2 separate regions of the Mus musculus genome follow, and region 1 is linked to region 2. A link is a loop called in an ENCODE intact Hi-C map of the cell type or tissue named here. Cell type or tissue: heart. All regions are shown on one strand. Links, peaks and the distances in the headings refer to the core of each region. The heading gives the core; the rest is flanking DNA.

Evidence for each region. A loop is a pair of places that touch in the nucleus more often than their neighbours do. Peaks named below come from ENCODE experiments on the same cell type or tissue, not always from the same donor. Only the 100,000 strongest peaks of a DNase experiment are listed, where the experiment ranks them.
Region 1: a loop joins it to region 2, with 4 times the contacts of the local background. A loop is called at or near these places in 5 of 42 quality-filtered maps.

What each region holds. Positions count from the first base shown.
Region 1 is chr4:19,573,398-19,576,308 of GRCm38, reverse strand. Rmdn1 (regulator of microtubule dynamics 1) reads right to left here and starts at 1,243. Exons shown (of 10, transcript NM_025476.6): 1 at 982-1,243. The coding sequence starts at 1,095. In heart, for the core only: a CTCF peak has its summit at 1,335 (motif pointing left); DNase peaks (open chromatin) are centred at 1,228 and 1,658; H3K4me3 peaks cover 1,496 bases; H3K27ac peaks cover 1,539 bases.
Region 2 is chr4:20,040,650-20,043,560 of GRCm38, reverse strand. Ggh (gamma-glutamyl hydrolase) reads right to left here and starts at 1,509. Exons shown (of 9, transcript NM_010281.2): 1 at 1,279-1,509. The coding sequence starts at 1,387. 4930598A11Rik (a long non-coding RNA gene) reads left to right here and starts at 1,657. Exons shown (of 2, transcript XR_881147.2): 1 at 1,657-2,333. In heart, for the core only: no CTCF peak of the experiment used is centred there; a DNase peak (open chromatin) is centred at 1,430; H3K4me3 peaks cover 1,397 bases; H3K27ac peaks cover 874 bases.

The DNA of each region.
Region 1 (2,911 bases), core at 249-2,748, 470 kb after region 2:
GGTGTATATTAAACTCAAGCCAAGCATAGCCACTTAGGGGAGTCCTGGCAACACAAGTAAACAAGCACGTCCACAAAACAAAACCCTAAGATATTAAAGGAGGCCTCAACAGTCAAAGCCTGACTAAACCTCAGGAGAGATCTTAAGTTAGACACCCAGGTAAGCCATATCTAGATTCCTGACCTACACACGCCATGGATAGTAACTGTTTCTTTATAACAGGCATTTATAGGCCGTACTTTAGGGTTTAAAATTAGCAAAATAGTTATGAGAAATATATCTTAGGGACCGATGTCATCCCTTTTCAAGAATACAGTCATAGCCTGTCTAATAAAAACAGCAGAACTGAGACAATTTTTAAAAATCTGAACAGCTTTGGCGTGCATAAAAAACAAGAAACTGAAGGATAATTACTGAAAAATAAATTTTCTCATTTATTGACAATTTCAAAGTTACATCACAAATATTTTTGCCCCCAGGTGCGAGGCAAAGGCTTATTAACACAGAACTTACTTTTTTCTTTCTTTCTTTCTTTCTTTCTTTCTTTCTTTCTTTCTTTTTTTTTTTTCCTTCTCCTGTTTATTTTGGGACAAGCGCTTACTAAATGGCCCAGACTAGCCCTGAACTGGCTCGACACATCCCAAGCCAACCTTGAATTTGCGATCCTCCTTCTCTGGACTCTCCAGTAGTTGGGACTACAGCATTGAGCCACCGGGCAGAGCTGCCCGAGGTAATAACCTGAGTCCAGAGACGGTCGACTTTCTCAAAACGGTCAAAGTTCTTTCACCTTCCCGTTCTATTTTGGGACTGGAAGGGCAGAGAGGACGCACCCCTCAGTCATGAGGCCAGCTGTCTCAGCGGAGGTTTGCAAAGCGGAAGCTCCACGACCCTCGGGCCGGGTGCCGCACCTCCAGACCTGGCGATGGGGGCGCCCCCGACGCCCTGCTTGATGGAGCGAGCAGGACCAGGACAGCGGGTTACCTCGCAAGCGCGGACTCCCCAGGCGCCACAGCGCCCACGGCTGCCCCAGGTCCTCGTCTGCTGACAGACGCGGAGTGGAGGGAGACGACGCCACAGTCGCGAGGACAGCGCCATGACTGACAGCTTCCCAGCGGGACTGACGACGCGCTGGAGGACCTGACAAAACGGGGCGGGGCGAAAGTCAGCTCCGGAACGGAGTTCCAGAGGTCGGCCAGCACCACCTCCTTCACGCCGGCCCGCAGCTTCCGGGCCTCGGTTTCCAGAGACCGGAAATAACTCCGGGTGGGAGAAATGGGTGGAGGGGAACCATCACGCATGCGCACAACAGGCTCAGGCGAGGGACGAGAGCCCTCCTCTGGCTGTCAGCGACTGTCCATTGTAGCTTTTGTGGTGGTTGTGGTTGTGGTTGTTGTTGTTTTGTTTTGTTTTGTTTTGTTTTGTAGTTTTTCTATAACGTCCTAAAGTCTTCAACAGTAAAGTGAATCCTGGCACTTATGGTACTTTTTGAAAATAAGTACTTGAATGAATTACATTATCTTACATAAGGAGGAGGGTGGAAAAACACATCCAGAGCCTGGAGGTGGTGGGAACTAAGAGAAAGAAACAAAGCCCCATGAGACTTAGTCAGGAAATACCAGAAAAAGAAGTCCTACCATAGCCAGAGCTCAGAGTGCTTCTCTAGCTTGCATGAAGTCCTGGACTCAGTTCTCAGCACTGCATTCGATTGGAGTGGTAGCCTATAATGAATGCCAGCGTTCGAGAGGTGGTCACATAAATCAGGAGTTCAAGGTCATCCTGAGCTATATAATGTGCTGAGTGCTAGCATGGAATCCCGGACACCCTGTCTCAAAAAAGAAAAAAAAAAAGTTGATTGTTTTAATCTCAGCGCTGTTGTATTGATTTAAAGATAGCCTGAACTACTCAGTGAATTCCAGTCTAGTCTGAACTACTGAGTGAGACTGTTAGACTCTGCATCTTAAGAATTCAGATAGATACCCCAGTTCTTTCCTGGGTAGGGACACATAAAAAATAAGACAGGTTATATCCGAGAGAGAGAGAGAGAAATCAGATTTTAATTTAACTTTTATTTGTTGTCTTAAATTACTTAAATACCCATTTACTAAAGGTGCTATGTGGTGCTGGGACCCTTCATGTCCTTTAACCGTTATGCTATTCATCGTTAGGTGTAGATAGGAACTGCAAGTTATAAATGAGGAAGATGTGCTTCAGTACGAGTTTGAATTCTCCAGAATCAAATCGCTCATGCCCGTGAGAAAAGGGATAGAACATGTGTTTGGAGCAAGCTTCCCAGGTGTAGAGACATGAGACATTGCTTTTGCTATTACATACATCATGTTCATTTCAGTGATGATGGAGAAATGTGCCTGTAAATATTTTTTTCAGGAAGTAACAGAATCTTGGGGTTCACAAACTTTGCACTAAACTTTGGCAAATCCAAAAGACACACTCTCTTTGCTTTGTTTTGAAGCAGGGCAGGAATTTCTGGAGTTGGTACTGGAGTGACAAGGGCACTTTCTTCACTCCCCCACCCCCCACATTCTAGTTCTTATTCAATACTTAGATCTATCTCAGTATCCTAAATTTGTCTGGCAATCTTACTTGGTTTTCAATAGTTAGGCATCATTACTTTAGAGACTGAATAAAGTTCTGTTGGTAGAGTGCTTGCCTTGTTTCAATGAGAAGATAAAACTGCCTTCTGTCCTTTTGTCTCTGTGCTGTTCTCTTAAGTAGCCTCTTTTCCCTTGCCCCCCTCTTTTGGTGAGAGTTGGGCAAATTCTATTCTGTCAAATCTTTCTCATTTTGTCTACCTCTCAATTAAACCTTACTTTCAAACATGGGTGCTTTCTTCTACAAACTAAATTTGCCTTCATTGTTTGGGATTAAAGGTATGTGTCACAGGTAGAGCCAT
Region 2 (2,911 bases), core at 105-2,604:
CTCAACTTGAAGAATCTACCCATCTATGGAAATAGCTTTGAAGGAAGGGTTCCAAATATTAGTAAGCCACCCACTTGAAAACCGGACCACTCCTGAATACATAAAACAAGTTTCTAGTTTCTCTTTAGTGTTCAACTTCAAGGAAGAAAAAAATAAGATAAATGTCAAATTCCTACATTTGTCTACCTATAAATTTCTTTTGTCAACTTTAACTACAGGCTGATTTCTCCTTGGATGCTATCAAATGTCTGACATGAATGCAAACCAGTTTTACCCTGATTGAAACATAAATATGCCAGACAGAAACAATGTCACGATTTGGCTGAGATAAAATGAATATTCAAATCCTCAAAGTCGATGTTGATACTTGATGCTAAAAATGGCAAAGTCCAAGTCCAGGACACACTTTAGTTTCTTACCTATTTCATGTGTGTGTGTATGTGTGTGTGTGTGTGTGTGTGTGTGTGTGTGTGTTGTATCTTCATGTATGTCCTGGAGCAAAGAAACGTAAGTTTTACCTGTGTGCAGAATTTCTGGGATTGGAAAGGCAGGGAAAATGGTGGAAACACAGGTCAGGAAAAGCACCCATCACCCTGAAATCTGACTAAATCCTCTCACCAGTTAACACTCAAGAGTAAACTAACATTTTTAAGGTCTTTCTCCCTTCTCTGTTATTTCCTCTGATATTTCACTGGAAACTTCATGTACAGTAAAAGACACATACTAACCCCTTGTGCAACACTAGTAGCTCCTTGCTCTTATCTTATTCAAGGCACCTCTGCAGCCGTCCTATAATCTTAATTATCATTATGGACTACGAGAACAGGAATAAAGAGTGAGATCCTCTGGAAACTTCTTGAACTACGAAATTGAGCACTAGGTCAGCCGAGGTGGAGTCTTCTCTGAGAAACCCACAGCACGATTTCTCCTCTGCTTCCTTCTTAACTTGAGCTCTTCTCTTCCTACTTCTGATACATCCTAGCTTGGTTCACACTGACTGTCCTTAAAATTCTTTTCCCGCACGGAAACCTCAAATCCTGGGTTTGCCTCAACTGTGGTTCCTAAAAGTTACGGGACCGCCTCTAGCTGCTTTGGGTGCCAAGTAGTAGCGAAGAGCTGAGCCTTCATTGGGATCCCGATCCTCCAGATGCAGAGGTCTCTAGAAGGACATCAGCATAAGGTCCCATTGATGAGAAGCGCGCCGCGGGGTCTGCACCGCTGAGAAACAGAGCGCCTCGCAGACTACCGGTCCGCAACACCTGCCCCAAGCCTCCTTACCGATGATGGGCCTCTCGGAGCCATGGTTGTAGGGTCTGGACATCCCGGGACTTGAAAGCCCGCATAGTAGCAAACCCAACAAGCACAGCAGGTAGCCCAGGTTCGCCATCGCGATCGCAATCGCAATCCGGCCTCCGCCCCCACTTAAAAAGGTTCTTCAGCCAGGCGCGCGCCCGGCGGCCAGGTTGGGGCGCGGTCTCGCGGCCTGGGCGGTGCCAAGCTCGAGGGCGCGCAAGGCCGCGCCGCTCAGGCCTCTGGGAAGTGCAGTCCGGGTGCTTGCGGTGCGGAGCTGGGCGGGCCGGGCGGGGGCGGGGCCGGGGGGCGGGCCGGGGGGCGGGCCGAGGCGGGCCGGGGGCGGGCCGAGGCGGGCCGGGGGCGGGCCGGGGACAGAAGGCTCTGGGAGCGTGCTCCAAGCTTGTCCATCGCCCAACGCGCGACCTGCAACTCGCATCCCGCGGCCCAGCGAGTGGCACGCGCGCGAAGGCAGCTGTGGAGACCTCTGAATGCTCCCTGTGAACTCTTATGTGGCCTGGCGAGGTCACCTACACCAAGTGGATACGACCACCCCGGGACCTGATGGCGAGCTCGGGTCCCACCTGGCTCTGTGCGGTAACCAAGCAGCAAGGCCCGCAAGGTTCTAGAAGTTACCAGAGAACTATGCTGCATAAACGCATAGGTTTTCTGGCTTTGATATCCTGACAGCATTCGATGTTAGGACAGGGGTTCACTTCCGAAAAACCACTGATAACATATTTATTTGGGCACAAGGATGTCTGGAGGAAGTAAAAAGCACAGAGTACTTAGAGTACTTGTGTCTCCCTTTCCTTTAGAACCCTGTCAAGGGAAGGGGCTGATTCTTGCCACCTAGCCCCCCAAAAAACAATACCAGGCCACACTCGATACAAAGTGCTTGATTAACTTCGCTGTTACCAGCAACCCCAGAAAACCACTAGTATCTTATAAAATGATAAGAGCAAAGCTAAGCAGTTAAAAACTCAGGTTGACTAATATATTTTGAATGTTCAAATGCATGCACTCATAGCCAGCAGCACAAGGTAAGTTTCTTCCTATCAAGGTTCAACTAAACTCCAGGTTAAAATAGAAAATCTGTTGAAGATGAAACGGTATTTTGAATGGTGTTATTTGTGTAAGAGGTATACAATTTAGGGGGAAAAACATACAATGTGACTTGTGGAAAACTAGTGACAAGGTTCTGGCATTCATCAAGAAATGCAATACATTGTTTAGTTTAGCAAGACTATTGTAGACTGGAGTGTCGAAAGATATTGAGAAAATGCAAAGCAGGATTGAGCCTGAGTTGATAAGGATCTATTGCAAATATGCATCCATGCCTCTGGAGCAGCATCTATCCACAAAGGAGGAAAATTATCTGCTATTATTCACAAAAATAAAATCCAGATAGAGAAAAGATACAAAGGGGAAAGGGGAAATACTAGACTTTGGTATGAAAATATAAATTATATGTGTATCCATTCATAACTTTGATGGTCAGATGTTTTCATAAGATATCAAGTTTTATGAACATCATAAAACATTTAAAAAATCAAGTATTAATGAAAAACGAATGGGTTTGGCCATGTTAAATTTTAATAGTTCTGATAGCTTATCAATT